Regions from separate parts of the Homo sapiens genome. Here region 1 is linked to region 2. The links are chromatin loops, found by intact Hi-C in ENCODE. Cell type or tissue: Calu3. All regions are shown on one strand. Links, peaks and the distances in the headings refer to the core of each region. The heading gives the core; the rest is flanking DNA.

What was found. A loop is a pair of places that touch in the nucleus more often than their neighbours do. Peaks named below come from ENCODE experiments on the same cell type or tissue, not always from the same donor. Only the 100,000 strongest peaks of a DNase experiment are listed, where the experiment ranks them.
Region 1: it touches region 2 in a loop (6-fold over the local background); 15 of 110 quality-filtered maps call a loop at or near these places.

What each region holds. Positions count from the first base shown.
Region 1 is chr4:143,475,592-143,492,608 of GRCh38, forward strand. No RefSeq gene overlaps it. Among named protein-coding and RNA genes, the nearest start is that of SMARCA5, 30 kb to the right of the region's middle. In Calu3, for the core only: no CTCF peak of the experiment used is centred there; a DNase peak (open chromatin) is centred at 7,380.
Region 2 is chr4:142,977,460-142,994,476 of GRCh38, forward strand. The region is part of intron 1 of USP38-DT (USP38 divergent transcript); the gene reads right to left. Among named protein-coding and RNA genes, the nearest start is that of INPP4B, 140 kb to the left of the region's middle. In Calu3, for the core only: a CTCF peak has its summit at 7,910 (motif pointing right); a DNase peak (open chromatin) is centred at 7,932.

The DNA of each region.
Region 1 (17,017 bases), core at 3,295-11,294, 500 kb after region 2:
ACAAATATGTGTGAAAAAATAATACAGGACAGTAAGTTATTATTTCTGAGGTACCAACTATGAGCTACCAAAGAAAAAACAAAGTTCTGTATTTAAGAAAAGCTTCACAAAGATGGAGATTGAGCTGGACAATGGAGGATTTGCAAGAAGGTTGGCTTGCTACTGGTTTGTTTCATGAGAAGAGGTAAAGAAAAAGACAAAAGCAGAATATGGAGAACTATGTACTGGGTGGAGGCTTATGAAATATTGTATTAGTTACGGTGTGTAATCAGAATGTAGTGACTTTAAAAAGTCATCTATTCTCACAGTTTCCATGGTCAGAAATTCAGGAGTGTCTTGGCCGAACAGTTCTGGTCCAGAGTCTCTACTGAAATTACAGTCAAATTACCTGAGACTGGAGTTATCTAGGGCTGAAGGATCTGCCTCAGGTGGTTTACTCACATGGCTGGCAAGTTGGTGCTGCCTGTTGCTGGGAGCCTTTGTTCCTCTTCATGTGGCTGCTTCACAGAGCTGCTTGAGTATCTTTGAGGCATGGGGGCTGGCTTCCCCCAAAGCTAGTGATCCCAGAGACCAAACAAATGACCTAGCCTTAGAGGTCACACACTGTCATCTCTGCTGTGCAGTAATGGGTTGTACAGTTCACGCCTTGATTCACTGTGGGAGGAGACTTGCAAGGGTATGAATACCAGGAAGTAAGGATCACTGGGAGCCATCTAAGATGCTAGCAGTCACAAAGGCAAAATTAAGAGTTGAGAGATGAGGCCAAGGATGGAAGACCTTGGAAACTCAAGTGTGTTGGTAATTAAGGACTTGAAAATGTCAGAACAATAACCCAAAGCATGGAAAGAGTAGGCCACAAGAAGTCAGGAGGCAGTTCTAAACCTAGGTCTGTGAGTTTCAATGTATGTTCTTATAAAACTATTGAACAGTTGCTGTTCAATGTAATACATATGTAGTCCTCATACTACAAATTTATCACTGGTCAGTTGGCTAGAAGTCAAGCATCAAGGCTGCGTTGGTTTGATTTCTTCTGAGGTCTCTTCACTGGTAGATAGCCATCTTCTCACTGCGTCCTCAGATGGTCTTTTTTTCTGTGTTGGCACCCCTGGTTCTGCTCTCTCATTATAAAGACATCAGTCATACTAGATTAGGTAAAATGAATAATTTTACCTTAATTACTTCTTTAACAACCCTATCTCCAAAAACCTGACACATTCTGAGCTTGTGGCTATGTTTATGTCTCATCTGCCTGGCTATGTTAACTTTTCCCAGCAGGAAAAGATGGCACACTCAAAGAAGTAATTGAGGAGAGTTGAATGAAGGGACTATTGTATGGGTAGGGTTAAGGGAGCCAACAAGGAATGGTTAAAAACCCTGAGTAATCTGCATGTGGTGGTGCATACCTATAGTCCCAGCTACTCAGGAGGCTGAGGCAGAAGGATTGTGTGAGTCCAGGAGTTGAAAGCTGCAGTGAGCTATGATCACACCACTGCACTTTAGCCTCGGTGACAGAGCAAAATGACCCCATTTCTTAAAAAGTAAAATCCTGAGCAACGGTAAGTGACTAGCAGCAGTGAGAAGCCATTACCACTTCTAGAACTAAGGAGGCAAGTGGAGGAAGCTGTTACACCCAGCAAGAGCTGTAGCTGGTGGAGACAGTCTGCCAACAGACACTTTAATCTTAGGTAAAGGGACACACACACTATCAAATGCTGACCAGCAGTGAAGAAACCAGGGTACCTCTCTCACAGCTTGCCATTGGCTAAAACCAACCAGCCCCCAGAAAGGCTGGGAACCCAGAATATGTAATACATAGAAGTCAGTCTCCCAGGGCACTTGGGAAGGCAGAGAAGGGTGGAGGTACAGCAAACAGAGAAAATCAGGTACAGCAAACAGAGAAAATCCTTAACAATCTTCATTATCTGTCATCATGTCAGACCAGTAAGTCAGTTAATCTTTTATTGATCATCCTCATGGACATGAAGCATCTGTAGAAGATTGGCTTGCTGAACAGCTGATCCAACCTCTCTCTGGAGTACCCTCCTGTATTTAAGAAGCTGTAAAGATAAAAACTACATTTCCCAGACTTCCTTGCAACTAGGGCGCTGCTTGTAATTAACTTTTCACCAGTGATACTTGCTTAATCTCAGAAACAGTTCAGTGGAGAGACAGAAGTCTGTGAGGCATCAATATTAAATCTCGCAGTTTGCATTTAGGATGTGAAGCAATGGATTCCTGCTAAGCAATTCTTGCAGTGGTGTATGCTTGGAGCCAATACTTGCCATGGTAGATTACTGTACTCTGAAGGTATTACGGTTTCAACCATTGGTGCAGTGGTTTCCTGAACCCAGATTCCCGATTGTTCCCATGTCTGGCAGCTCCGTAGCGTTGTTCTGAGAATCCTTCCTAAAGAGCCTTCACACCTACCAGTGAGTGGTGTGATTTTAATCTGCATTAAATTATCTGTCGTTTAAAAATTACTAGCGTGGCTTAATTCTCTTGAGCTGACACAGGGGCCAAGCTTGTTGCTTTCTGAATTTTTTTTCTACTTTCGCATTGTAAAACTGTAATTAAAGACAATTTGGGAGAGTAAGAAGAAAAATGCCCACAAGCCATGTTACTTCCCTACCTTTGCCTAAATGTGCAGCTGGACTCTACTTTTTGCATTAACTATTATCATAAATGTTTTCCTAGGTGTTAAGCATCTGAATTATTTTTAAAGACTGCGTAATTTTCCTTCAAATATTTTGAAATACTCAATGATAATACCCAATATTGATACAGATGTGAGTGATAGGACACTATCATCTATACCACTAGGAGCATAAATTGGTACAACTTTTTAATTTTTTTTTGAGACGGAGCTTCACTCTTGTTTCCCAGGCTGGAGTGCAGTGGTATGATCTTGGCTCACTGCAACCTCCACCTCCCAAGTTCAAGCCATTCTCCTGCCTTAGCCTCCCAAGTAGCTGAGATTACAGGCATGCACCAACACACCTGGCTAATTTTGTATTTTTAGTAGAGATGGGGTTTCACCGTGTTGGCCAGGCTGGTCTCAAACTCCTGACCTCAGGTGATCCACCCATCTCAGCCTCCCAAAGTGCTGGGATTACAGGCGTGAGCCACCACGCCCAGCCTCAACTTTTTCAAAGAGCAGTTTATACATACGATTTTAAAGTCTTGAAACTGTAGTTAGCCTTTAACCTAGCAATTACATTTCAAGCAATTAGCATTAACGAATTCATCACAAAAAATTGTCTCCAACGAATTAGGGGCTTATCCAACAATGGAGAGGAAATTAAGTTGTACATACACATGTATATAGCAATTTATAATATAGAATAATAATTTTTAAAACCATGTCCTTCCAACAGGGGAGACCTCAAAAAGGAAAGGTAGATCAAGTATTTGAGAGATCCAGTCTCACTTCATCCTTGTTTTAATTACGGTACCTTCACATTTTTGTTTGTACATTGGAAGAAAAGTATAAGGTTTTATTTGAAAAATAGGTTTTACTACTTGAAAAAAATGTTAGCTCTTGCAATAAAAGAATATTTGATGTCATGAATGGTTCTTTAAGACCATTGGTGTAAAAATTAAGACTATGTAACCTGGGTATAATCCTGTTTTTGCATATAACTAACAGGATTAAAACAGCAGGATATCACTACAGATACTGCAGACATTAAAATGATAACGAGAAAGATTATGGACAACCTTAGGCCAATATATTTGAAAACTATATAAAATGAACAAATCACTAGAAAAGACAACTTTCTAAAACTGAAAAGAAATTTGAATAGTTCTATATCAGCTAAAATGAGTTTTATAATTAAAAACCTTTTTCCAAAGAAAACTCTGAGCTTAGATAACATCTCGATGGGTTCTATCAAACATTTAAGAAACAAATAGTTTTACCAAACATTTAAGAAATAACAAATAAATCCTGGTAAATCAAGAATGCAAGGTTCTTATCAATAAAATAAAGGGGAATTAATCACATGATCATCTCAATTGATGCAGAAAATTGTTAAACTTCAACATCTATTCATGATTTAAAGAACAACTCTTAGCAACATTAAATAAAAGGGAAGTTTATGAAAAAAAGAATATTTAAACATTTATCAGCAAACCTGACACTTAATGCTGAAATATTGACAACTTTCTCTTTGAGACCTGGAACAAGACAAATATGTCCATTATCACCACTTCTATTCAGTATTGTACTGAAGGACATATGCAGGGAAAATTACAAGAATTTGAGAAAATAAATAAAACAGCTGTTATCCACAGATAATATGATTGTGTATGTAGAAAGCTGAAATAAATCTACAGGTAAAAGGTTGTTAGAAATAAGGTTAACATACAAAAATCAATTTTTGTATGTAACAATTTGAATATGAAATTTTGATAGCATCAAAAGAATTGATCAGAAACACATTTAAAATAGTATGTGCAAAACCTCTGCTATAAAATATTAAGAATAAAGTCAAAATAGAGGAATAAAAAAGAGTATATGATGTGCATGGGTGGGGTAATTCAATGCTGTGAAGATATCAGTTTTCCCCAAAGTTGATCTTTAAGTTCAATGCAATGTCATTCAAAATCCCAGGTTTTTGTTTTGTTTTTGTTTTTGTTTTAAATGAACCTGAGAAGCTGATTCTTAAGTGTCTATGGAAGTGCAAAAGACCAAGAATAGCCAAAATATTCTTGAAAAATAACAATGTGGAAGAAGTACTCTATAAGATTTACAACTTATTATAAAGATGTAGCAAGTAACATTGGTACCAGGATGAAAAAGTATGCCAAAGGAACTCAAAAGAGAACACAGAAACAGAACCACGTATATATGGACACTGATTTATGACACAGTAGCTGCAGAGCAGTGGAAAACAATGTGGACCACATGGATATCCATATAAATAAAAGAAGAAAATTGACCTGTGACTCATATTATAAGCAAGTATCAATTCCTAGTGAACTGTAGATATAATTGTGAAAGGCAAAACAATAACAAAGCTTATACAGGATAATTTTATCATGATTCAAAAAAAAAAGAAGGTTTCTTAAAGAGGACCAGAAAGGAATTAACCAAAAAATAAAAGATTGACAAATTGGATTATATCAAAGTTAAGAACATCTACTCATCAATAGATACTGTTACAATAACCAAAAGCAAAACACACAGTGGGAAAATTAACAAATGATTCATAAACTGATTATATTTAGAACTCCTATAGATCAGTAAGAAAAATGCAGTAACTCAAAAAGGGGCAGGAGACGAGAATGCAAACAAAACCCACGTTATACTACTGCACATCCACTCAAATGATTAAAAAGACTGCCAATACGAAGCATTGCTAAGAATGTGTAAATTAATCTCATGCAGTGCTAGTAGGGGTCAAATTAACACAACCACTTTGAAAGACTGTCATTATTTACAAAATGTACAAAATATTTACAAAATTTAGACATATGAATACCTTATGGCCTAAAAATCATACTACCGAGTTATACCCAACTGAAATGCATGCACATGTGTAGCAAGAGACAGACATGAGAATGTTCATGGTAGTATTATTTACAAAAACAAAATGAGCAAAATAACCCAAATGCCCATCAACAGTAGAAAGGAGAAGTGAATTATGTTTTATTTCAATAATTCAGATATTTAAATGAATAAACTACAGCCACTCATAAGCATATAGATGAATTTCTCAAGTACAAGATTGACTAAAAGAAGCTAGATACAAAAGAACACAACATATGATTTTACCCACATAAAGTGCAAAAACAGTGCAAAAACTAAACCATGGTGTTTAATGCATGCTTAGGTGGCAAAACTATAAAGGAAGTAAGGAGTTAATTTCCTAAAGTCGAGGATAGTAATTACACTGGATGGGAAGGACAGGTAAAAAGTTGGAAGGGGCGCATGTGGTTTTTGGAGTGCTGGCAATGTTCTATTTATTCACTTGGGTGGTGGTTGCCTAGGTATGTTCACTTTGTAATAATTAATCGTGCTGCATATTTTTGTTTTGTGAACTCTGTGTGTTTTATTTCATAATGAAAAGATTAAAAATAAACTATTGCCAAAAATGTTTGACCTGAATCTAACATCCAGAAGACAGAGGGACAATTTAATTGACACCACCAGGAAACAATCAGACAAAATATAGAATATTCCATGTAAGACAACTTGCCCGGTCTCTACAAAAAGATGAAGTCTTTTTTTTTTTTAAGTGAGGGACTGCTCCAGAACAAAAGAGACAAACGCATAACAACCACAATACTTCATGGGGGAAGAAAGTGATTTAAGACATTTTAGGCACAAATAGCACATTTAAAATATGAACTAGATAATAAATGGTATTAAAGAATTACTCATAATTTTTCTGGTGTAATAATATTATGACAATGTAGTTGAATGTCCTTCATTATATAGATGGCTGCTGAATTATTTAGGGTTAAAACATCTGAAAATAATATTGAAAAAAATGCACACACATATACATATATGTACAGAGATAAACAGAGCAAAATAATTGGCATGTGCCTGCAGTCCCATCTACTTGGGAGGCTGAGATGGAAGGATTGCTTGAGCTCAGATGTTTGAGACCAGCCTGGGCAACAAAGTGAGACTCTGTCTCTTAAAAAGATAAGATGTAAGTTAAAATCAAAATATTAATAATTATTCCATCAAGGTGGTAAATGTTTATTGTACTATTCTTTCAAATTTTCTATTGAAGAGTTTTATAGTAGAAAGTTGAAAAGTAGTTGAACAATTCAATTATCTTTCTTATACCTGGAAAAAATGAGAGGAAGAGAAAAAAAAGGAAGGGAGGAAGGCAGGCAAGAAGCCAGGCGTTCAGGAAGGAAGAAAGGAAGGAAAGAATACACATATAATACATGGGAAAATCCTTGGATTCATTAGAAGAATAAGTAGACAAAATAAGCCATTACTATGAATTGGCAATGATTTTAAAAAATTGATTTGAATAATATCTCTATATGTTGCATATGTTCTCCACATCCCTTTTCTCAATTTCACATGTTAATCTAAATAACATCACAGAATAATTTTTATAAGGTATTATTTCTTTCTATACAATGTTTCTTATAAATAATACAATCATAGGGTTCAAAACATAAAAAGCATTAAATAGTTTACAGAAAAAAGTACCCCTCTCTCCTATGCCCATGTTATATGTCCTTCCAGAGATATGCTGTACACTCATAAGCAAACTCATATATACTAGTTCATATGTATTAAGGGACTTTTAAATTTAGGTTCTCCTTGACCTTACTTTGGTTTTTTTCTCCTAAGATTACATATGCACATTGCCAGCAGCGATGAACAAGTTGTTATTTGGTGGACAGCACCCTCTTGTGCATGAACTGAATTTTCAAGGGAAATCTGACAAAAAGTAGAATAAATTACATGAATATTCTCTCATGGAATTACAATTGTAAAAGTTCCTTGAAGCCAAGTGGTCTGCCCCCTTGCCTTCAATAAGTCAGTTAAGACCAGCCCTAAAGTATTAGTCATTTTCTTTTAAATCTTCAGAAGAAGGTGTCCCCACACTTGCCTTACCAATTTCACATATATTTTGTGCTTTTTGGTCTCCAAAACATTCTCACATCCATAATATTTTGTTTGATTACAACCTGAGTTATTGTCCCCTTTTTCCACTGAAATATATTAATAATTCACATACCAAATAACTCGCCCATTTAAACTATACAGCTGATTTTTAGTGTATTTGCAGCCTTTTACCACCATCACCACAATTAATTTAGAACGTTTTCATCAGCCCGAAAACAAATTCCGTACCCATTGGCAATCACTACCAATTACCCCAATCCTGCCTCAGCCCTAGGCTATCATGAACCTATTTTCTGGTTCTGTAGATTTCCCTTTTCTAGACATTTAATAAAAATAGAACCCATACAATATGTGGCATGGCCGTTTATGACTAGCTTCTTTCCTTTAGCATACTGTACACAAGGTTCATGTATGCTGTAGCATGTATCAGTACTGCTTTCCTTTTTATTGCTGAATAATATTCCATTTTACGGCTGTGCTACATTTTAATTATCCATTCATCAGTTGATGGACATTTGGATTGTTTCCACTTTCAAGGTAGTATGAATAAATGCTGCTATAGACATTTGGCCTCCTTTTTATTTTCTTTTATTTTTTAAAGATATTTTAGGCAGAAATAGCACATTTAAAATATGAACTCCATCTCACTCTGTCACCCAGGCTGGAGTGCAATGGCACGATCTTGGCTCACTGCAACCTCCACCTCCCAAGTTCAAGCCATTCTTCTGCCTCAGCCTCCCAAGTAGCTAGGATTACAAGCGTGTGCCACCACGCCTGGCTAATTTTGTATTTTTAGTTAAGAGATGGGGTTTCACCATGTTGGTCAGGCTGGTCATGAACTCCTGACCTCAGATGATCCACCCACCTCGGCCTCCCAAAGTACTGGGATTACAGGCGTGAGCCACCGTGCCCGGCCTCTTTTTTTTTTTTTTTTTTTTTTTTTGAGACAGAGTCTTGCTCTGTCGCCCAGGCTGGGATACAGTGGCACAATCTCGGCTCACTGCAGCCTCCACTTCCAGGTTCAAGTAATTCTCCTGCCCCAGCCTCCCAAGTAGCTGGGACTACAGGCACGAGCCACCACGCCCAGCTAATTTTTGTATTTGTAGCAGAGACAGGGTTTTGCCATGTTGTCTAGGCTAGTCTGGAACTCCTGGCCTCAGGTGATCCGCCCACCCCAGCCTCCCAAAGTGTTGGGATTACAAGCATGAGCCACCGCACCCGGCCGCCCTCCTTTTTCAGTTGCAAAGATGGAAGTCTCCTGAGCCGAGATAATCAGAGGCTCACAAAAAGGGGACTTGGCTTTGCCCATAGCCACCACCATTACCAAAAGCACTCCAACTACAGTGGCATCCCCCACAACTCCAATTCACCTAGGTCCTGTCATCTATCATCTCTAATTCTTCACCCCCAAAATGATCGTCCCATTACTTGCCACAGTCTCCCACCTCTTCCTAACCCTTAAGCCTTTCCTCTGGTTCTCTAAAGGAAGAGCTTTATCTCAATTTTATTCCCAAACTGACTTCACTAAACGTGAGCTCTCCTGAGGATACTACTTCCCATCTCTTTCAAGTGAAAGTATTTTCCTGTCATACCCTAGACCCTAAGAGCAGGACATGAGTCCCCTTCTTCCTCTTCCAACACTACTTCAAACAAGTTCTCAATCCTCATCCCAAAACTGTAACTATAGGAGCTTAAGACACCACCGTCCTCGTCGCTATATTCTAGTGATTTCTGTTCACTCCCTCTCATTCAGAGGTCACTCTCTCTCATCCCCCATGCCTCAATGCCTTCCCTTCTTCTATATTTCTTCCAATTTTCTGGGTAACTTTAATATCCTTCAGGGCAATGCATACAGCACACCAGCCTCTCCATGTTCCTTAAACTCCAATGACCTTTTCCTCCTCCTGCTTTCTACCCTAGAACTTGTGGAATCAGGCCAATTCACTAAATGAACAATTGGCAGAATATACTTTAATATTTGTTACTATTAATAAAGTTTACAACTGTACTCCACATCAAATGGAATAGATTTAACAGCTTTTGATAATTTCCTGTGACATTTTAGTTGAATAGTGTTACTTCATCTTCACAACAGCTTTTAAGGAATGTGCAATTCGTTTCTGATCTGCCTCTGTTCTTGTAGCTGAAAAATGCTGGACCAGAGAAAAGATGCAGAAAAGTTGGAAAGGAGGCCAGGCAGCACACAGCAAGCCTGGCTCCTGATCCCAGAGGGAAGTAAGACCGATGGGCAGGGAGGTGGTGAAGATGGAAATGTATTCAAGAATAGAAATATATTAATGGCACATTCATACTTATCAGTGCATGTTTTCTTATTAATAAATTTTTATGACCCTCAGTCTTTTCTTTCTGCTCAGATAATGAATATTCTCATTCTCTTCTCTCTTTTCTTCTGCCACTGCCTTAGTTTGCTCCTACCTCTTTTCTCACATAGATCACTGCTGGTAACTCCTGGCTGCCATCATCTCTGATTAGTTCCACACCCAGTGTCTCTTGTGCCTTCTGAATCCACCATCTCTATTCGCCATCATGATTGCCAAATGAATCTTTTTCCATCACAAATCTGATCTCATAACTCACTTGCCTAATATCCTTCAGATGCTCCCACAGCCTTCAAAATAAAATCCAATTCATTCATTACCTTTTTCCTCACACCCTACACTTAGAGCTGCTACCACCCGTTGGCACCTCTGGGTAACAATAAATTTTAAGTCAATACGTTATTTAGTTCTCAACAATGATAAAACGTGTCATATGTAAAGTCAATATAGCATCTGAATAAATTACATATATCAGATGTAAACATGAAATTATAGAAAGTTTAAAATTATCAAAATCATTGAGGACTCAAAGTTATCATAAATTAATAAAAACGAATTATAATGAGCAAGAACGCAAAGTCACTGTGAAGGAATCAATTTTAAAAATAAAACTTTGTTAAAATTATAAAACTAAGTTCTTTAGGATCATTTCAGTGCTTACTCTAATATCTTGTTTTCTTCAGAAATAATCACCAGATTTGCCAGTCTTTCTTGTGATACTGTAGACTTTAAGTGGTTCTAAAAAATTTTTAATTTTGAGAGGCTACCTTTTCACTGGCAAAATGATACTAGAAAAGAAAAAATATCTTTGAGAATTTCAAAGTATTTTGGAATGTGTTCAGTAAATTATCTCCATAAATATATTGTAATAATTAAATAGAATTAATACTAGACTTTGGAAAATAAGGCTTCCAGATACTCATACATGAACAAACCATAGGTATCCCATATATGGAATCAGAACCTACTTCCTATTATGACCCCCCGATGAATCATGTGTACATTGAAGTTTGAGAAGCACTGACATAGAAAAGTCATGATACCTCAGTATAATTTTTTCTTATTTTGAAAAAATAAAACAGCTTTATTGAGATATAATTCATGAATATAAAACTGCATGTATTTAAAGCTTATAAATTGATGAGTTTCAATGTATGTACACATCTAGGAAATCACCATCACAATCTTCTTTTTAAAGATAATACTCTTTCAGCTAATGTAGAAACAAAGCAAAGAGCATATTATTTGATGCTGGATCAAAGAGGGCTTGATTTTGACATGTGCAGCCAAACTGAGACTTCTTAGTCTTCTAGATTGTCTTTGCTGTATCAATATCAAGGGACTTTATTTAGAATTTGTAACATATGTTTTTTAAAGTGGTAAGAGACATATAAAATTAACCATCTTAACCATTTTAAAATGTGTAGTTCAATATTAAGTATATTCACATTGTTGTGAAACAGATCTCCAGAACTTTTTCATCTTGCAACTGTATACACATTAAACAACATCTCTGTCATTCCTATTTTAGTATATGTGCTGCCAAAGCAAGCACAATAACATATACTTTTGTAAGTATTATCACTTTATTTATCTTTATAGAATTTCTTAGTTTCTTTGATGCTTTCAAGGCCATTATTTACATTGAATTTAGTCCTGCATCATGTTCATTATACCTGTATTTTGACTTAAAATATGCCAAATTAGTCCTAAGAAAGTAAGTTTAAAGTGGATATTTTCAATTTATGCCTATATCTTGAGTTCTAGACTCTACATCTTTATTAATATTATCAATAATTTCCACAAAAGGATTTTATACTACGTACAATTCAGTTCTTAGTGGCCTGATGGCATCATCTCAATTTTCCTGTAGATATTGACAATAGTTTCCATAAATGACTTCTCTGACACATTTCAACATGTTGAAACCAAAATGTATTGTTTATTACAATAATCGCATAGTTATTGGGTAAAATAAAGAAATCTAGCGTGTCAAAACAGATTCTTCTGCTGCTTCATCCATTACCAAGTTTAAAGAGTGAATGGAACAAAGAATATAGAATCTCTAGAATGTTTTTTGGAGGATCCTGCTTTGAACTCTGTTGTGTTTGATAGGGAGGCACAGCAAGATGGCAGAATAGAAAGCTCCACAGATTACTCCCCCAACAAGGACTCCAAGCTAACAATCATCTACACAGAAAAAACTCCTTCATAAGAACCAAAAATCAGGTGAGCACTCATAGCACCTGGTTTTAATTTCCTATCACTGAAAGAGGCACCAAACAGACAGAAAAAACAGTCCTAAGTTGCCAACACCACCCTTCCGCCACCCCCAAGCAGCAGCAAATCTGGGTGCTGGAGGAGGGAGAACACAGCAATTGTGAGGCATTGAATTCAGTGCTATCCTGTTAGAACAGAAAGGAAAACCAGACCAAACTCAGCTGACAGGGAGTGAGCATTTAAACCAGGCCCTAGCCAGAGGGAAATCACCAATCCCATCCTAGTGGTCTGAACTTGAGTTCCTGCAAACCACACCGCCACGGGCTACAGCACTCTGTGTCTCCAAGTAAATTTGAAAGGCAGTCTAGACCATAAGGACTGCAACCCTGAGCAACTCCTAGCGCTGAACTAGGCCCAGAAACAGTGGACTGTGAGGGGAGCACACGACATACTGAGACACCAGCTACGGCAGCCAAGGGAGTGCTGGCATCACCCGTCCCCTAAGTCCAGGCTGCACAGCTCATGACTTCAAAAGAGACCCCTTCCTTTCACTTGAGAGCAGTAGGAAAAGTGGGGAGCACTTTGTCTTGCATCTTGGATACCAGCTCAATCAACCACAGCATGAAAGGGCGCCAGGCAAAGTCTTGAGGCCACTGTTCCAGGCCCTAGCTCTCAGACATTTCTAGACACACCCTGGGCCACAAGGGAATCTGCTGCCTTGAAGAAAAGGATCCAGTCCTGGTGGCATTCATCACCCACTAACTGAAGAGACCTTGGGCCCTGAATAATCAGTAGCAATAAACAGATACTACATTGAGGGCCTTGGGTGAGCCTCTGAGACATCCTGGTTTCAGGTGAGATTCAGAACACTCCCAGCCTTGGTGGTTATGGGACAGAACTTCTGCCTCAAAAAGCAGAGGGAAATGTAGGGGACTTTGTCTTGCACTTTAGGTACCAGCTTGGCCGCAGGTGGGTAGAGCACCAAGCAGACTCTTGGGGTCCCCAGTTCTAGGACATAACTCTTGGACAGCATTTCTGAACCTGCCCTGGGCTACAGGGGAGCTCGCTGCCCTGAAGGGTGCATTCAGGCCAGGCAGCATTCACAACAAGCTGACTCAAGAGCCCTTGGGCCTTAAAGGAACATCAGCGGTAGTCTGGCAGTACTCCTCATGGCCAGGGTGGCAGTGGCTATGAGGTGAGCCTCCTCTGTCTTTGGAAAGGGGAAGAAAGAGTGGGAAGGACTTCATCTTGTGGTTTGAGTGCCTGTTCAGTTGTAATACAATAGAACACCTGGTAGGCTTCTGAGGTTTTTTAATCTAGTGCCTGACTCCTGGACAGCAGTTCTGGACCCACCCAGCACCTGGGAGACTTTGCTGCCCTGAAGAAAAAAACATAGGCCTGGTTGGCTTTGCCATCTGCTGATTGTAAAGCCCCAGGGCCTTAAGCAAACAGAGGCCATGGCCAGGAGCAGGTCTTGGGCAAGATCCAGTGCTATGCTGCCTTCAGGTCTGACCCAACACAGTCATAGTGGTTGGTCACAGGGGTGCTTGTGTCACTCCACCCCCAGCTTCATGTGGCTCAGAACAGAGAGAGATTGACTCTGTATGCTTGGGAGAAAGTAACAGAAGAGAACAAGAGTCACTGCCTGGTAATCCAGAAAATTCCGCTGGATCTTGTCCAAAACCATCAAGGCGGTACCATTATGAGTCTGCAAGAACCACAGAGTTACTGGGCTTGGGATGACCCAAAGAGCAGATACAGCTTAGATCACAACAACCAAGTCTTTTCAATATCTGGAAAGACTTCCCAAGAAAGATGGCTACAAATAAGCCCAGACAGTGAAGACTACAATATATACCTAACTCTTTAATGCCAACACACCAAAGAACATCTACTAACATCAATGCCATCCAGGAAAACATTACCTCACCAAATGAACTAAATAAATCACCAGGAACCAATTCTGGAGAAACAGAGCTATGCGACCTTTCAGACAGAGAATTCAAAACAGCTGTGTTGAGGAAACTCAAAGAAATTCAAGATAATGCAGAGAGAGAATTCAGAATTGTATCAGATAAATTTAACAAAGAGATTGAAATAAATAAAAGAGTCAAGCTGAAATTTTGGAGGTGAAAAATGCAATTGGCATGCAGATAAATGTATCAGAGTCCTTTAATAGCAAAACTGGTCGAGGAGAAAAAAGAATAAGTGAGCTTGAAGGCAGGGTATTTGAAAATACAGGTCAGAAGAGACAAAGGAAAAAAGAATAAAAAACAATGAAGCACACCTACAGGATATAGCCTCTAGAAAATAGCCTCTAAAAGGCAAACATAAGAGTTATTGGCTTTAGTCTGGGCATGGTGCCTCACACCTGTAATCCTAGCACTTTGGGAGGATGATGTAGGTGGATCACAAGGTCAGGAGATCAAGACTATCCTGGCCAACATGGTGAAACCCCATCTCTACTAAAGATAAAAAAATTAGCTGGATGTGGTGGTGCGTGCCTGTAGTCCCAGCTTCTCGGGAGGCTGAGGCAGGAGAATTGCTTGAGCCCAGGAGGTGAAGGTTGCAGTAAGCTGGCATCATGCTACCGCACTCCAGCTTGGGCGACAGAGCAAGACTCTGTCTCAAAAAAAAAAAATTGTAAGTACACAGAAAAACAGACTGTTATAACACTGTAACTGTAGTGTGTAAACTACACTTAACCTAAGTAGAAAGACTAAACAAAGAACTGATCAAAAATAATAACTGAAACAACTTGTCAAGACATAGTCAATACCATAAGATATAAATAGAAACAAGAAAAAGTTAAAAAGCAGGGGGACAAAGTTAAGGCATAGAGTTTTTATTAGTTTTCTTTTTGTTTGTTTGTTTATGCAAATAGTGTTAAGTTGTTATCAGGTTAAAATCACGGGTTGTAAGATAATATTTGCAAGACTCATGGTAACCCCAAACTAGAAAACATACAATGGGTACACAAAAAATAAAAAGCAAGAAACTAAATCATATCACCAGACAAAATTACCTTCACTAGAAGAAAACAGAAAGAAAAGAAAGAAGGAAGAGAAGACCACAAAGCAACCGAAAACAAATAACAAAATGGCAGGAATAAGTCCTTAATTATCAATAATAACATTAAATGTAGATGGACTAAACCCTCCAGTGAAAAGACGCAGACTGGCTGAATGAATAAAAAAAACAAGACCCATTGATCTCCGCCTACAAGAAACATGCTTCGCCTATAAAGACACACACAGACTGAATATAAAGAGATGAAAAAAAGATATGCCATGTAAATGGAAACCAAAAAAGAGCAGGAGTCTCTATATTTATATCAGACAAAATAGGTTTCAAGACAAAAACTATAAGAAGAGACAAGGTCACCATATAATGATAAAGGGGTCAATTCAGCAAGAAGATATAACAATTATAAATATATATATGCATCCAACACTGGAGAACCCAGATATATAAAGGAAATATTATTAGAGCTTAAAGAGAGAGATAGGCCCCAATACAAAAATAGCTGGAGACTTCAACATCCTACTTTCAGCATTGGACAGATATTCCAGACAGAAAATCAGCAAAGAAACATCAGACTCAATCTGCACTGTAGACCAAATGGCTGTAATAGATATTTACAGAACATTTCATCCAAGAGCTGTAGAATACACATTCTTTTATTCAGCACATGGATTAGTCTCAACGATACACCACATGTTAGGTCACACTAAAGCATTCAAAAAAATTGAAATTATATCAGGCATCTTCTCTTACCACAATGGAATAAAACTAGAAATTAATAACAAGAGAAATTTTGGAAACTATGCAAATACATGGAAATTAAACAATATGTTCCTAAATAAACCAGTGGGTCAATGAAGAAATTTAAGAAGAAAATGGAAACGTTTCTTGAAACAAATAATAATGAAAACACAATGTACCAAAACCGATGGAATACAGCAAAAGCAGTACTAAGAGCCAATTTTATAGCTATAAGAGCCTACATCAAAAAAGAGGGAAAACTTCAAATAAACAATCTAACAATGCATCTTAAAGACCTAGAAAAGCAAGAGCAAATCAAACCCAAAATCAGAAGAAAATAAATAATAAAAATCACAGCAGAAATAAATGAAATTGAAATAAAAATCAATACAAAAGATCAATGAAAAAAACAAATCGGTTTTTTAAAAAGTTAAACCACAATTGACAAACCTTTAGCCAACTAAGAAAAAAAGAGAGAGGATCCTAATAAATAAAATCAGAGATGAAAAAAGAGACATTACAACTAATACCACAGAAATTCAAAATATCATTAGTGGCTACTACGAACAACTATCTGTTAATAAGCTGGAAAATCTAGAAGAAATGACAAATTCCTAGATACATACAATCTACCAAGATCAAAGTAGGAAAAAGTCCAAAACCTGAACAGACCAATAACAAGTAACAAGATCGAGGCTGTAATAACAAGTCTCCCGGTAAAAAAAAACCCAGGACCTCATGGCTTCACTGCTGACTTCGACCCAATATTTAAAGAAGAACAAATATCAATCCTACTCAAACTATGCTGAAAAATAGAGGAGGAGGGAATACCTCCAAACTCATTCTACAAAGCTAGTATTACCCAATACCAAAACCAGACAAAGGCACATCAAAAAAAGAAAACTACAGGCCAATATACCTGATGAATATTGATGCAAAAATCCTCAACAAAATACTAGCAAAACTAATTCAACAATACATAGAAAAATCACTCATAATGATCAAGTGGGATTTATCCCTGGAACACCAGAATAGTACAACATACACCAATCAATCAATGTGAAACTTCATATCAACAGAATGAGGGATA
Region 2 (17,017 bases), core at 4,164-12,163:
AGAATTTCAAAAATGAAATAGATTATACAAGAACAATATGATTCTACAGAGATGAAAAATGTTATGAGGATATGAATTATTAGTAAGTTATCTTAAGAAACCCTGTCATTAATCCCCAGAGACCATCTAAGCTAGATTAACCTCCTTATTTTAAAAGGCAGAATAGGTTTATCAAGATAAGAACATAATTTTTTGAATACATTAGTTTCCCAAGCATAAATATAATACTTACCAATCCTCTTCTTTCTCTCTTTTACTTCTACTTAGTAATACTTTTAATTTGGTAATTTTATTACTTCTCAGGCAATGTGTGTATATAGTTGGGGGCTAATAATATAACACAAAATATTCTTTAGTAATCCCTAACTTGAAAAAGGAGGTGCATAGTGCATAACTGTGGTCTTGGGTTAGATCCTGAGGCAATCCAAAGGGTTGTACATGCAGAATCTTCTCTCTCTGCAATGCTGATGTCTGTAAAGAATTTACTGAGTTTTTGGAAGTCACAGAGAGGAGTGCATGTCCAAAAAGTACTACTGTTTTGTTTTGTTAGTTTTTTATTTCAATGACAGTTATATTATGGACACTGTTTTGGAAATTCTGCGATATTAACATTTTGTTAAATTGTGATATAATCACATTCATACACATAAACACACAGATACGCTGAATATTAATTTGCCGATGGTTTTGTTATTTCAAGACTTTCAGCAGTGAAGATCACAGAATTAAGAGTAGAACCAAATTCAGACAACCAAATGTATGGCTTGGATAAAAGTTAGAGGTCAGGTACTGAAGAAGGCTAGAAACTGATAACAAAGTTGGAATTAGAGGCCAAAAGCTATGTATTTAATCAGGGATTATAGATAATGCAGTTGCCAAAGATTAAGACAAGTCAGCACATTGAGACCAGGAGCTGTGAGAATTTGAGAGACAAAGATGAGGAGTACTGAACTAGAACAAGAGCAGGAAATACAGCTTGGCCACTTCCTTCTAGAATAAAAACCAGTTCCATAATGTGATAGCCTAGGACCTAAAACCAAAGGCTAAATGTGTTAATCTGGTTAGATGTGACATTCAAAGCTAGGGTAAATATGCCCTCTCAGTTCCTGGGAATCCTTCCATAAATCCTGTAAGAGGTTATGCCTGAAAACATTTGTGACCGAAGCATTTTAAAGTTTGAGATAGAAAATGGTTATGCCTTAAACTGTTAGAAACGTTTGTATCTCTCACAATCTTTGAATGCATTTTTGCCTTTGTAGGAATGTTTGTTTAAAGACACTCTAAGTGACCATTTCCACACATTACTTACTTCTGGGGAAGCCTAAGAAACAGTCCCAATACTCCGAGTGACATGCAAAATTGACCACTATGAATTTCCGTGAATGCTCAGAGAATTTTCAAACAAAACAAGTCTTTCCTACAGGCAATTAAACACCTTGGGAAAAGTCAATGACAGCTCTACATGGTTTTGAGCTTGAATTTCAAATCTATTCGTTTTTTTTTTAGTTCCAATAAATAAGAACTATTCTCCCTAAAGCACAGAAGGCATAAAACAAAATTCAGGAGAAATACTACAACATTTAGGTTACAATGATGCTAACTAACTGAAACTGACACATATTTTCTGATCTGCCAAGAAAAAGAAAAAGAAAAAAGAGAAAAATGATAAGAGCAATAGAAACTTGTAAAAAAAACAATTATTAATCAATCGTCTACCCCCAATTATGCTTTCCGTAGGTTTAATCATTGACAAGACCTCTCAAATGGCAATTCAGTTTTATGGGAAAGAATTGAAAAAGGTCATAACACATCACTTAGGTACTTAATAATGCAGATTGTTTCATTACATTCATCTTTGCCTCTCTACATCCATTCATTAAGGAAGCAACAACTTCTAGTGCTGAATACTAAGTAGAGGATAGGTAGTGGTGCATAGAGGACTTGATGGCAAGTTCAGCCTTCAGTAAGAGCAGAGTGAAGCAGGCTCTCTAGAGATGGTACTGGTAATGAACTATCTCTAACATATTATTCAAATTTCAAAATATCCAAAAATAAATTTACTTCTTCACACTTTAAGAACCAAAAACTCAGAGAAAAAAAAAATCTCACTCTGTATAACAAAGCCGCCCTAAATGAATGTCTGCTATATACCAGAAATTTGTTAGAGGTTGTGCTCACAAACTTGGTTAGAAACTTAAGAGTTCATAAGGGAATTCTAGCAATAAAGGCATAGATAATATATAAACTGAAAGAGAATTAAACTATCACATTACTTTACAAATACCAGGACCAGAAAAATAATTTCTTGTTCAAGTTTGATAAATCATACAGAAATGGGGAAAAAGGGATCTTTAAAAATTAAAAAAAAAACCCCTCTGTGATATGTAAGTAATAACATAGCTATTTCCCTGAAAATATAGAGAGATATCTATCTCTAAATAATATTTATCCAATAAGTAAAATAAAAGCTTATTTTCTCTTTGGTTTTATTATATCAATGAAATATAAGTAATCATGGACTCAGTGAAGTAAAAGATAAAACATAAGATGAAAATTGATCTGGCATAAGAAAGTAAAAATACAGAGAAATCCCAAAGAAGCACAAAAAAAATAGAATAATTAAAATATGCATTGGAACATGTAAAGGACAGAACTAAGACTGCAAATAATGTAATCAGTAACAACCTAGAGAAGTTCTCTAAGAAAATCATAAATACAGTGAAAGAGAAAATTCAACATGTGAATAATCACCACTGAGAAAGAAATAAGAATAGAGAAGCAATCATCAAAGAGATATTAGAAAGGAAAAATATAATGTCCTAAGTGAAAAAAATCAAAGCACAGACATTGATATATCAAAAAGGGTTACCAAATTCTAGACAAAATTAATATAAAGTAGGCTAAATTAAATATAAACTGTATAAATTTTTTAGTCTGACATAAGATTTTGTAAAAATTCAGGAAGACAACAAAAATAGTTTTGGAGAATTGAAAAAAGTCAGGCCTGCCTTATTCAACCCAGAATACCAGAACTGTATTCAGAACTGGGGGAAATAAAAGATGTGGTACTTATTTTATACCCAGACAAGATAACGTGGACAAATGGCTCAGGGAATATAACTACCCAAGTGTATCTACCTGAAATTAAACAAAATTTGTTATCAGAATATTGAGAGCAAAACCAAAAGTAACAATGAGGGACTATGTCAAGCAATTAAAAATATTAAATATCTGCAAATATGATGTATTAGTTAGAGAAAAGGTTAAGAAGCTAAAACAAAAGGCTGCAAAATACAGGGGCTGAAACAAGACTGCAGCTTACTTTCTCTTACAAGAGTTTAGAGGTAGGAAGCCAGTCCCTGGTGGGAGGCAGACAATCCATTAGGTCATATGGAAACCCCAATTCCTTTGGTATAATTGCTCTGCCATCTCTTAGAGTGTTATCCTCATGAATATGGTGAGAGCTCGCATGGACAATCATGTCCATATTCTAGGCCATGGAAACTGGGAAAAAGAGGGGGTAAAAAACAATCAATTTCTTTACATAAAATTGATCTGGAAATTGCACACGTTGCTTTGCTCACATCCAATGGAGCAACACTTAGTCACATGATCTCATCTAGCTGCAGGGAGATTAGAAACTACAGTCTCTAATTGAGTGGACACATGACCAATTAAAACTCAGAATGTATTTGTATGTATGAAGGAGAGGTATTTTTTTTAAAGAGCTGAGGATAACGAATACTGATGTTCAATTTGCTAACTACTGTCTTTGCCATATATTAAAATTAAATTTTAATATATGCCCAAATTAAAAACAAAACTGAGGCATGAAAAAGAAACAAAGTTGAAATCTGTAACGAAATAAAAATAATAATTAACATTCAGAAATCTAGATTACTTTGGAGAATCAAGAAAAAGTAATAGAAAAATATATGCCAAAACATTCATTTTATTTAGACTCAAAAAGTCTTATTTTTAAATATATTAAACTAGAAAAAGTTTAGTTTTAACATTAAAGTAATTTCCATTTGAAGAAGATAAAACAAGATGTTTATCTTTCAATCACTAGAAAAAGTGAAAGGAGAAGCAAAGAAAAAAATAATGCAACAGCAAAGAAACATTTTAAATTAAAAAAAGAAAGATGAAAGAAATAAGATCACTCAAAAGAATTTGGACAAAAAATAAAATAACTGAACTCACCTATTAAAACAAAATTTAACAATGTTCAGCTTCAAAACTCACACATAACACAAGGACACCAAAATGCTAAAAACAAAAGGAAACAGAAAGATTGACTAGGCAAAATCAGACCAAAGGAAAGCTACTAGTAATATTAATTTCAAACAAAGTAAAATTGAATTTAGTAAACTATTAAAAAGATAGTCATTTCTGCTGATAAGCAATTTAAATTACAATGAAGATAAATCAGTCATGAACTTCTTTGCTGGCAGTAGATGTCAAACACTGATAGAAAAATTATTTTTGTTGTGAGAATTTAAAACTCTCTTTTACAGAACAAAGACTGACCAAGGTCTTACAAGGATTTCAATAGTACAATTAGTAAGATTTTTTATTAGACAGAGTAAACTTTATTCTACAGAGAACATTTTGAAAATGTTATCATGTAGCTGTTCATGAAGATAATCTCAATAAATGCCAAGAAACAATATATTTTACAGCTCACATTCTCTGACTGAAAATGAAAACTGGTAATTAACAACAAAAATTTTAAACAGAAACTCCCTAATCGCTTGTAAATGTAGAATTGCCTTGCTCAATAACTCTAGGATGAACAGAAAAATAAAAACTGCAATCATAAAATATTTTTTAAATTAAATGTCTGGTTATTAAATAAAAATGGAAGTAAATGAACTCATAATTCAACTCCAAATGGTGAGGGGAAAAACATTTAAGAAAACAGGATGAGTAAAATCATTTACTCTTTATTCAATCATTTATTCAGCAAATATTTTGACAAAGTCTAAAATGTTCCAGACATTGGTTTAGGCACTGAGGATACAGGGAACTTACATTTTAGTAAGCAATAAATAAGTAAATAAGTAAACATAAGTAAAAAGTAAACAAGTTCTTATATAACAATTATATAGAAATCAATGTAAAGAAACATATAGCAGGATAAGGAGTCAGAGATGTAAATAGGATAGGAGGAAATAGCTATTTTAGATAAAATAGTCACAGGGGTTTATCTGAACAGGTGACATTTGAAAAGCGATTTGAAAGACAGAAGTGAGCAAAACAAGCAAACATCTGGAAGAATTTGATGAAAAATGCAGAAATTGGTAAATCAGTAAACTGAGAGCTGATTCCTAGGAAAAGTTATGTATACCCCTGAAAACTAATATTAAGAAATAAAAAAGAAAGCATGCACACACAAATGTAAGAGACTGTAACAACAAACATAAAAGAGACTTAAAAAAATAAACATATGTATGATATAGCATAGTTAGTGCATTGACTTTTGTTCTGGTTATATTGTGAGGCATTCATTATTCTTCAGAATGATAAATACTGAGCTATTAGCTCAGCTTTCCTCTAAATCATACCTCAGTAAAAAGCCCTGTGATTCCCAGCACATTCTTGTCCAGCAATTTTGCTGCCTTTTCAAACTGTGCTAAAGTTTTAACTCACTTAATGGCCATTTTGCTCAAAGAAACACACATTTCATCACTTACAAAGTTACTGTTGACAAGTAGAGAACAACAAAGCCACAATGAGATAAAAGCGGCTTTGGACCCAGACCCAGACTTGTTCAGTCCAAATTCTTACCTCAGCAAAATTTTAAGTTCCTTATGTCATGGCTATTAAGATCCAATTGTGAAGAGCTGAAACAAAAATATACTACACCCACTAAATAACTCCATAAAATGATTACGAAGCAAAAAGCCAAGATGATATATAGTTTTTCTAAGAAAATAAATATTTTAAGAAATAAAGAAAAAATCAAAAATTTAGGAAATAGGATTTTGAATTAGACGTTCCTGTGGTCTGGGAATTTGGGATAAATGTTCAAAGAAACTTTGCTTTAAAGAGAATACCAAGGACTTGCCAAATGTCCACTGTGGGCTTATTAAAAGAAATCAGAATCAGACCTGATCCCTTCACCCCCATTTACCCATGTCCAGCTTATTTTAAAAGAAAGCAATGCTAAAGGAGGTTAATGTACTGCAGAACTGAACTGAGGTGTGAGCTGTCAGCCGAGACAGAAGAGTGTAATGGGTTTCCCCCTCCATTTCCTCACTTCAGTCTAATTAAGGAGAGAGTCCAAGAGAACCAGTTATAGAGATTAGGAGTGCCTAAAGGAAGAGGCGATTGACATTCCCTTCTCTGTCTGATTAGCATAGAATATATGGACCTTGGCCCTGCCAGATGCAGAGGAGACTGTGGTAAGAGAGCTTTTGGGAGAACCTGACACATATTCCTTGTAGCTGACTTGAGCAGGTGGCAAAAGCAGGAACAAGGAGAGAGGGCAGCAGAAGAGGGCCTTCACTAGAAGTTATTTTAAAAAGGTGTTGTGGTCTTAAAGGTGCCCCACAAGAGAACAACCAGAGGACCTCACTATTAGGGACCTCAGATATACTGCCAGGATGGTGAAGAAGTCTCTGTGGCACTCCAAAGAATTAACATCGGCAGTCTGCGGTCTACAAAGACATCAGTGACAATGATAGTTAAGTGGTAAAACTTTTGTTACTCTCTCGAAGTCCCCAAGCACCCCATCCCATCCCTGTGGGAGCCTATTCAGCAGATAGACAGAGAAGAGGAGAACAAATGGGAGAAGGGCAGTGAAATAACAGACCTTGTCTTGGCTCTTGATGCTTTCTAGGATTATATCAGTAAAAAGGATCCAGGAGCTAACTTCAAAGGGTTACCACAGCTCACAAATGAAATAAATTGAGCATGGATAGGAATATTGACTGCAATAATTTGAAATGTATCTAATATGTTAAAATCTTGGATGCTTTAACAACAAAAAAGGAAAAGGAGCCAATGTTTACCGTAGGAAGATGCTAAATAAACAAATAATTATCCTGAAAACCAATACATAAAGAGAAAAAATCAGGAGTACAAGAATAAAACACCATGGAAGTTGTATAATGAAACTTAAGCTCAGAGTCTCCAGAGTTCAGTGCAATCTCCAGCACACAGTAGCAAATTAATAAATAATTTTAAATTAAAGGCAAAAAAGAGGGACATCAGAAAGATGGGGGAATATGAAGCATTTTATCTTCCTCCTCCCCATAGACAGACAAATTCAACAATAACAATACATGGACCAATTCCCTGTATGAGAAGTCCAGAAACGAACTGAGGGGCTCCTAAACCACAGGCAAGAGCAACACGAGCCTAACTGAAGATGGTGGAAAAATTCAAGGTTCCTCCTCTCAACCACATGATCAACAACAACAATAACAAAACCAGTTCCCAATTTTCTACCTGGGGAGATAAGAAAAGGACTGGACCATACTTCAAAAGTTATGACTTTTCTGGGTGCTGCCCAAGGTTTATTTCTGCCTGGCTGAATCTGAATGCTGTCAGGAAAGGTCCCCAGTTGGAAGCCACTGAGAACAAAAGCAGCAGGTTGGACTTGCATGCACATACTTTCCATATGCCCTCCCTCTGGCTCAGTCCTGAGTCAGTGGGGCAAAACCCTCAAATCCCAACTTCTCCCTGGAGAGAGAAAGAGTTGAATTGTTCATTCATCATTCCAAATTTTCCAGGGACTGCCTGAGGGATGGTTTTTGTTGTTGTTGTTGTTGTTGTTTGTTTGTTTGTTTGTTTGTTTTTCTCACCTGTCTCAGAATACCCACAGGACCCAGTATACTCTAGGTGCCTTAGGAAGGACTGTTGAGAACAACCACAGAAAAAGAGCTTGGGGCGTGCTGCTGCCCCAGAAGACCCATACAGCAAAGAACACCAGAGGGAGCAAGAGATTACAAACGCCGGAAGGAAAAAAAAAAAGCTGGCAAATCCAGCTAATTTGGATAACACAACTTCAGATAAAATGCATACAGAGACATTTGAGAGGCCCCCAGTATCTCTGGCTGGGCTGACTGGTGAGGGTCTTCTCCCATACAAGGCCAGTCTGTGAAGACTGGTAGGGATGTCTATTTTTCCTAATATGCAGATGCCAACACAAAAAGTCAAGGAAAACGAAGAAACAAGAAAATACAGCCAGAACAAAGGAACAATATATAAAGCATCAGAAACCAACTCTAATAAAACAGAGATGTATGATTTATCTAACAGATAATTCAAATTAACCATATAAATATCCTCAATGAGCTCAGGAGAAAAATGTATAAGCAAAATGAGAATTTCAACGTAGAGCTAGAAAGTATTTTTAAAGTGCTAAACAGAAATCTTTGAGTAAAAGAATACAGTAACTACACTGAAAAATTCACTAGAAGGATTCACTAGAAGACTAGATGAAGGAGAACAAAGAATCAGTAAACTCAAAAAACATTGAAAAGACAACCTATGGAGTGGAAGAAAATATTTGCAAACTATATATCTGATAAGGGGTTAAGAGATTTTCTACAAATTATATTATGTAACCTATAAACAGAGACAATTTTACTTCTTCCTTTCTGATTTGGATGCCTCTTTTTTTCCTGCCTAATTTCTCTGGCTCAGATTTCCAATATTATGTTGAATAGAAGTAACAAGAGAGGACATAATTGCTTCTTTCATGATCTTAGAGGAAAAGCTTTCAGTTTTTCATTAATGAGTAGCTGTGAGCCTTTTACTTCTGCCCTGTTTTATGTATTGGTATTTTTTTTCTATTCCCTAGTTTGTTGAGTTTTTTAAATCATTAAACAGTATTGATTTATATTAAATGCATTTCTGCATCTGCTGAGATGGTCTTGTGGTTTCTATCCTTTGTTCTGTTCATGTATTTTATCACATTGATTGATTTTCATATGCTGAACCATCCTTATGTCACAGGCATTAATACCATTTGACATGGTGTATTTTATTTCTTGGTTTGCTAGTATTTTATGGGGATTTGGTCATCTTATGGTGTCTTTGTATGAGTTTGATATCAGGGTAATGTTGGCCTCATGAGGTTGGGAGTGTTCCCTCCTCTTCAACTTTTTGGAAAAGTTATAGAAGGATCAGCATTAATTATTTTTTAAATGTTTGGTAGAATTCACTAATGAAGCCATTTGATTTTGGGGCTTTTCTTTGTAGGGAATTTTTGATTACTGATTCAATCACTTACCAGTTATAGATATGTTCAGAATTTCTGTTTCTTCATGATTCAATCATGATAGATGGTAAGAGTCTAGAAATTTATCTATTTCTTCTAGGTTATTCAGTGTGTTGGCATATAACTATTCATAGTGGTCTCTTATAATCCTTTTTATTTCTGTGGTATTAATAGTAATGTCTCCTCTTCATTTCTGATTTTATTTACTTGAGTCTTCTTTTTTCTTAATTAGCCCAAAGAATTGTCAATCTTCGTCTTTTTTACCAACTTAAGTTTCATTCATTTTTTCTATTGTTTTACTATTCTGTATTTCATTTTTGCTCTAATCTTCATTGTTTTCTTCCTTCTGCCAACTTTCTATTTAGTTTGTCCCTTTCTAGATTTTTTAAACTTTTATTTTAGGTTTGGGGTACATGTGAATGTTTGTTACATAGGTAAACACCTGTCATGGGGGGTTTGTTGTACAGACTATTTATCACCCAGGTGTTAAGCCAAGAACCCAATGGTTATCTTTTCTATTCCTCTCCCTCCTCCAGAACTCCCTCCTCAAGGAGACACCAGTGTCTGTTGTTTCCTTCTTTGTGTTCATAAGTTCTTATCATTTAGCTCCCACTTATAAGTGAGAACATGCAGTAGTTTTCTGTTACTGCATTAGTTTGCTAAGGATAATAGCTTCCAACTCCATCCATGTTCCCATAAAAGACATGATCTCGCTCTTTTTTATGGCTGCATAGTATTCCATGGTGTATATGTACCACATTTTGTTTACCCAATCTGTAATTGATGGGCATTTAGGTTGATTCTATGTATTTGCTATTGTGAATAGTGCTGCAATGAACATTCATGTACATGTGTCTTTATGGGAGAATGACTTATATTCCTCTGGGTATATACCCAGTAATGGGATTGCTAGGTCAAATGGTAATAAAGTGTAAAATTAGATTGTGTACTTGAGATCTTTGTTCTCTTTCAGTGTAGGCATTTATAACTCAGTACTGCTTTTGCTGCACTCCATGTTTTGTTATGCTGTGTTTTCATTTATATCTCGATATATTTCTAATTAATCTTAGAAATTACACTTTGACCATTAGTTTTCAAGGTTGTATTGTTTAATTTACACAAATTTTTGAATTTTCCAGTTTTCCTTTTTCTATTAATTTCTAGTTTCATTCCATTGCATTGAGTAAAGGCACTTGGTGTTACATAAATGCTTTTAAATTTGTTAAGACTTGTATTTTGACCTAACACAATCAATTCTTGAGAATGTTCCCTGTACTCTTGAAGAGAAAGTGTATTCTCCTGCTGTTGGGTTGGTCTCTATTGTTGTTGAAGTCTTTTGTTTCCTTATTAATCTTCTCTCTGGATGTTCTATCCATGATTGAAAATGGGAAATCTCCTACTACAATTGTGTTGCTATTTTTCCTTTCAGCTCTAGCAATGTTTGCTTCATATATTTGGGTATTCTAATGTTGGGTGCATACACATTTATAATTGTTATAAATTCTTGGTGATTTGACTTTTTGTCATTGTATAATGTCCATCTTTGTTATTTATAGTTTTTAATTTAGTTTATTTTTTCTGATATAAGTACAGATACCCTGCACTCCTTTGGTTACCATTTCCTTGGAATATTTTTTCCATCCTTCCAATTTCAGCCTCTGTGTGTTCTTATATCTGTAGTAAGTCTCTTGTAGACAGTATATGGTTGGATCTTATTTTTTATCTACTCAGGCACTCTATGGCTTTTGACTGAGGAATGTAATCAATTTATACTCAAAGTAATTACTGATAGGGAAGTACTTAACACCGCCATTTTGTCTAGTATTTAGTGTATGTCTCGTAGCTTTTTCATCCTTCTTTTCCTTTCTTGTCTTCTTTTGCAGGGATTTTTTGTGAGTAATGACATATTTTGATTTATTTCTCATTTTCTTTTGTGTATCTTCAATAAAAATTTTCTTTATGATTATCAGATTTAAATAAAATACCTTATAGTTATAACAATCTACTTTGTGCTGATAAAAAGTTAACCTCACTTGCATACAAAACTTTACTTTTTTACTTCTATTCCTCCACACATTTTGTGTTATTGATGTCACAATTATATCTTTTTATATTGTATATCCATTAAAATATTTTCATAATTAGTTTTCTAAATAATTTTGTCTTTTAACTGCTACACCAGAATTAAAAGTGCTTAATGCACCACTATTTCAGAATTATTCTGTGTTTATCTATATATTTACCTTTACCAGTAAGCTTTGTACTTTTATATCTTTTTGTGTTGATGTCCAGCATCCTTCTGTTTCAATTCAAAGGACTCTCATAGCATTTCTTATAAGGCGGGTCTAGAGCAGTGATAAACTCTCTGAACTTTTGTTTGCCTGGTAACATCTTTATCTCTCCTTCATTTATGAAGGACCATTTCATGCAGTATAACATTCTTGGTTGGCAGTTTTTTCTTCAGCACTTTGAATGTCTTAGTCTACTCCCTCCTGGCCTACATTGTGTTGGCTGAGGAATTTGCTAATGGTCTTACGAAGGATACCTTGCATGTGATGATCCACTTTTATCTTGCTGCTTTCAGAATTCCCTCTTTGTCTTTGACTTTTGGCAATTTGATTATAATGTGTCTCAGTGTAGACTTCTTTAGGTTTATCCTAGTTGAAATGCACTGGGATCCAGAATCTGGACATCTATCTTCATCCCCAGATTTGAAAGGTTTTTAGTCATTATTTCTTCAAATAGGTTTTCTTCCTTTTTCTCTCTCTCTTCTTTTTCTATAACTCCAATAATATATATAGGTCTATTTGATGTTTGTCTCATAGGTACCTTAGGCTTTCCTTACTCTTTTTATTCCTTTTTTCTTTTTCCTCCTCTGACTAAATACTTTCAAATGATCTGCCTTCAAGATAGGTGATTCTTTCTTCTGCTCAATCAAGTCTGCTGTTGATCCCCTCTAGTTCATTTTTTAGTACAGTTATTACATTATTTGGCCCCAAGATTTCTGCTTGGCTCTTTTCTGTATTTTCCATCTGTATGCTGATACTCTCATTTTGTTCCTGCCTCATTGAGCAACTTTAACATGGTATTTTGAATTATTTGTCAGGTAATATATATATACCTCCATTTCTTTCAGGTGACTTTCTAGAGATTTATGCTGTTTCTTTGATTACACATTTCCCTGTTTCTTCATGTGCTTTGTAACTTTGAGTTGGGATCTGTGTATCTGAAAAAAAAAAGCCACTTTTTCAGTGCTTATGGGTTGCTTTTGTACAAAGAAAGACTTTTTCCAGTCATCCTGGCTAGAGATTCTGAAAGCTTCTCAAACCCTTTCTGCGTATGTAATCTTCTCTGGATTTTTGCATGTAAATTCCCAATTGGAGGGATTTGCCAGTTTCTTTTTTCAGGGGCTCATAATCTCTTGCTCATTCTCATGTCTGTGTGGGGTTTTGTAAGTTCTCTAACCTGCTACAAGCTGCCCAATCTCTTTTTGGTCTCAGAAGCCTGTAGGCTTCTAGAATATGTCAGGTTCCATCAGTAATCTGGAGATAGGTGAGACAGAAACTAGTACCTCAGGAAGTCTCCTGAAAAGTCAGAACATTGGAAGCACTCTTTTTTTTGTTCTTAAAGCAGCCAGGCGTTGGAATTTGCTCCAGCTCATTTCATGCTAAGTGGAGTGAAGAATTATGGCAAGTGTATAGTAGTCCAAACCATTGCCTTAGTTCTCAGAAGCCTTAGTCTGATGCTCTTTCTTGTCAGCATTTAGATTCAGGCAAGACAGAAACCAGTCCTATGGGTAGCCACCTAAAATGTCTAATCCTTGAATGTATGTTTAAGTCTTCTTTTTCCCTCCCCAGAAAGAAGCCAGGAGATGAATGCTTTTCTCCTGATTGTGCCACACTGAGCCAGGGGAGGAACTATGGCCAATGAGTATGTGTTAATTCATTCTCGCATTGCTATAAAGAAATATCTGTAATTTATAAAGAAAAGTGATTCAATTGTCTCACACTTCTGCAGGCTGTACAGGAAGCATAATACTGGCATCTGATTGGTGATTGGAAGCCTAAGGAAACTAACAATCATGGCAGAAGGCAAAGGAGGAGCAGACACAGTCATATGGCCTGAGCAGGAGCAAGAGAGAGAGCTAGAGGACAAGTACTACACTTCTTAAAGAAGCAGATCTCAGGGTGGAGCCAAGATGGCTGAATAGGAACAGCTCCGGTCTACAGCTCCCAGCGTGAGCGACACAGAAGATGGGTGATTTCTGCATTTCCAACTGAGGTACCGGGTTCATCTCACTAGGGAGTGCCAGACAGTGGGTGCAGGACAGTGGGTGCAGCGCACCATGCGTGAGCCAAAGCAGGGCGAGGCATTGCCTCACTCGGGAAGTGCAAGGGGTCAGGGAGTTCCCTTTCCTAGTCGAAGAAAGGGGTGACAGATGGCACCTGGAAAATCGGGTCATTCCCACCCTAATACTGTGTTTTTCTGACGGGCTTAAAAAATGGCACGCCAGGAGATTATATCCTGCACCTGGCTCAGAGGGTCCTACGCCCACGGAGTCTCGCTGATTGCTAGCACAGCAGTCTGAGATCAAACTGCAAGGCAGCAGTGAGGCTGGGGGAGGGGCGCCTGCCATTGCCCAGGCTTGATTAGGTAAACAAAGCAGCCAGGAAGCTGGAACTGGGTAGAGCCCACCACAGCTCAAGGAGGCCTGCCTGCCTCTGTAGGCTCCACCTCTGGGGGCAGGGCACAGACAAACAAAAAGACAGCAGTAACCTCTGCAGACTTAAATGTCCCTGTCTGACAGCTTTGAAGAGAGTAGTGGTTCTCCCAGCATGCAGCTTGAGATCTGAGAATGGGCAGACTGCCTCCTCAAGTGGGTCCTTGACCCCCGAGCAGCCTAACTGGGAGGCATCCCCCAGTAGGAGCAGACTGAAACCTCACACGGCCGGGTACTCCTCTGAGACAAAACTTCCAGAGGAACGATCAGGCAGCAGCATTTGCGGTTCACCAAGATCCGCTGTTCTACAGCCACCGCTGTTATGCAGCCACCGCTGCTGACACCCAGGCAAACAGGGTCTGGAGTGGACCTCTAGCAAACTCCAACAGACCTGCAGCTAAGAGTCCTGCCTGTTAGAAGAAAAATTAACAAGCAGAAAGGACATCCACACCAAAAACCCTTCTCTACGTCACCATCATCAAAAACCAAAAGTAGATAAAACCACAAAGATGGGGAAAAAACAGAGCAGAAAAACTGGAAACTCTAAAAAGCAGAGCACCTCTCCTCCTCCAAAGGAACGCAGCTCCTCACCAGCAACAGAATAAAGCTGGACACAGTATGATTTTGACGAGCTGAGAGAAGAAGGCTTCAGATGATCAAACTACTCCGAGCTACAGGAGGAAATTCAAACCAATGGCAAAGAAGTTAAAAACTGTGAAAAAAAATTAGACAAATGGATAACTGGAATAACCAATGCAGAGAAGTCCTTAAAGGAGCTGATGGAGCTGAAAGCCAAGACTCGAGAACTACATGAAGAATGCAGAAGCCTCAGGAGCTGATGTGATCAATTGGAAGAAAGGGTATCAGTGATGGAAGACGAAATGAATGAAATGAAGTGAGAAGGGAAGTTTAGAGAAAAAAGAATAAAAAGAAATGAACAAAGCCTCCAAGAAATATGGGACTATGTGAAAAGACCAAATCTACATCTGATTGGTGTACCTGAAAGTGACGAGGAGAATGGAACCAAGTTGGAAAACACTCTGCAGGATATTATCCAGGAGAACTTCCCCAATCTAGCAAGACAGGCCAACATTCAGATTCAGGAAATACAGAGAACACCACAAAGATACTCCTCGAGAAGAGCAACTCCCAGACACATAATTGTCAGATTCACCAAAGTTGAAATGAAGGAAAAAATGTTAAGGGCAGCCAGAGGGAAAGGTTGGGTTACCCACAAAGGGAAGCCCATCAGACTAACAGCGGATCTCTCGGCAGAAACTCTACAAGCCAGAAGAGAGTGGGGGCCAATATTCAACATTCTTAAAGAAAAGAATTTTCAACCCAGAATTTCATATCCAGCCAAACTAAGCTTCATAAGTGAAGGAGAAATAAAATACTTTACTCTCTCAGCAAATGCTGAGAGATTTTGTCAACAACAGGCCTGCCCTAAAAAAGCTCCTGAAGGAAGCACTAAACATGGAAAAGAACAACCGGTACCCGCCACTGCAAAATCATGCCAAACTGTAAAGACCATCAAGGCTAGGAAGAAACTGCATCAACTAACGAGCAAAATAACCAGCTAACATCATAATGACAGGACCAAATACACACATAACAATATTAACTTTAAACATAAATGGACTAAATGCTCCAATTAAAAGACACAGACTGGCAAATTAGATAAAGAGTCAAGACCCATCAGTGTGCTGTATTCAGGAAACCCATCTCACATGCAGAGACACACATAGGCTCAAAATAAAGGGATGGAGGAAGATCTACCAAGCAAATGGAAAACAAAAAAAGGCAGGGGTTGCAATCCTAGTCTCTGATAAAACAGACTTTAAACCAAAAAAGATCAAAAGAGACAAAGAAGGCCATTACATAATGGTAAAGGGATCAATTCAATAAGAAGAGCTAACTATCCTAAATATATATGCACCCAATACAGGAGCACCCAGATTCATAAAGCAAGTCCTGAGTGACCTACAAAGAGATTTAGACTCCCACACAATAATAATGGGAGACTTTAACACCCCACTGTCAACATTAGACAGATCAACGAGACAGAAAGTTAACAAGGATACCCAGGAATTGAACTCAGCTCTGCACCAAGCAGACCTAATAGACAACTACAGAACTCTCCACCCCAAATCAACAGAATATACATTTTTTTCAGCACCACACCACACCTATTCCAAAATTGACCACATAGTTGGAAGTAAAGCACTCCTCAGCAAATGTAAAAGAACAGAAATTATAACAAACTGTCTCTCAGACCACAGTGCAATCAAACTAGAACTCAGGACTAAGAAACTCACTCAAAACCACTCAACTACATGGAAACTGAACAACCTGCTCCTGAATGACTACTGGGTACATAATGAAATGAAGGCAGAAATAAAGATGTTCTTTGAAACCAACGAGAACAAAGACACAACATACCAGAATCTCTGGGACACATTCAAAGCAGTGCATAGAGGGAAATTTATAGCACGAAATGCCCACAAGAGAAAGTGGGGAAGATCCAAAATTGACACCCTAACATCGCAATTAAAAGAACTAGAAAAGCAATAGCAAATACATTCAAAACCTAGCAGAAGGCAAGAAATAACTAAAATCAGAGCAGAACTGAAGGAAATAGAGACACAAAAAAACCTTCAAAAAATTAATGAATCCAGGAGCTGGTTTTTTGAAACGATCAAAAAAATTGATAGACCGCTAGCAAGACTAATAAAGAAGAAAACAGAGAAGAATCACATAGACGCAATAAAAAATGATAAAGGGCATATCACCACCGATCCCACAGAAGTACAAACTACCATCAGAGAATACTACAAATACCTCTATGCAAATAAACTAGAAAATCTAGAAGAAATGGATAAATTCCTCGACACATACATCCTCCCAAGACTAAATCAGGAAGAAGTTGAATCTCTGAATAGACCAATAACAGGATCTGAAATTATGACAATAATCAATAGCTTACCAACCAAAAAAAGTCCAGGACCAGATGGATTCACAGCCGAATTCTACCAGAGGTACAAGGAGGAACTGGTACCATTCCT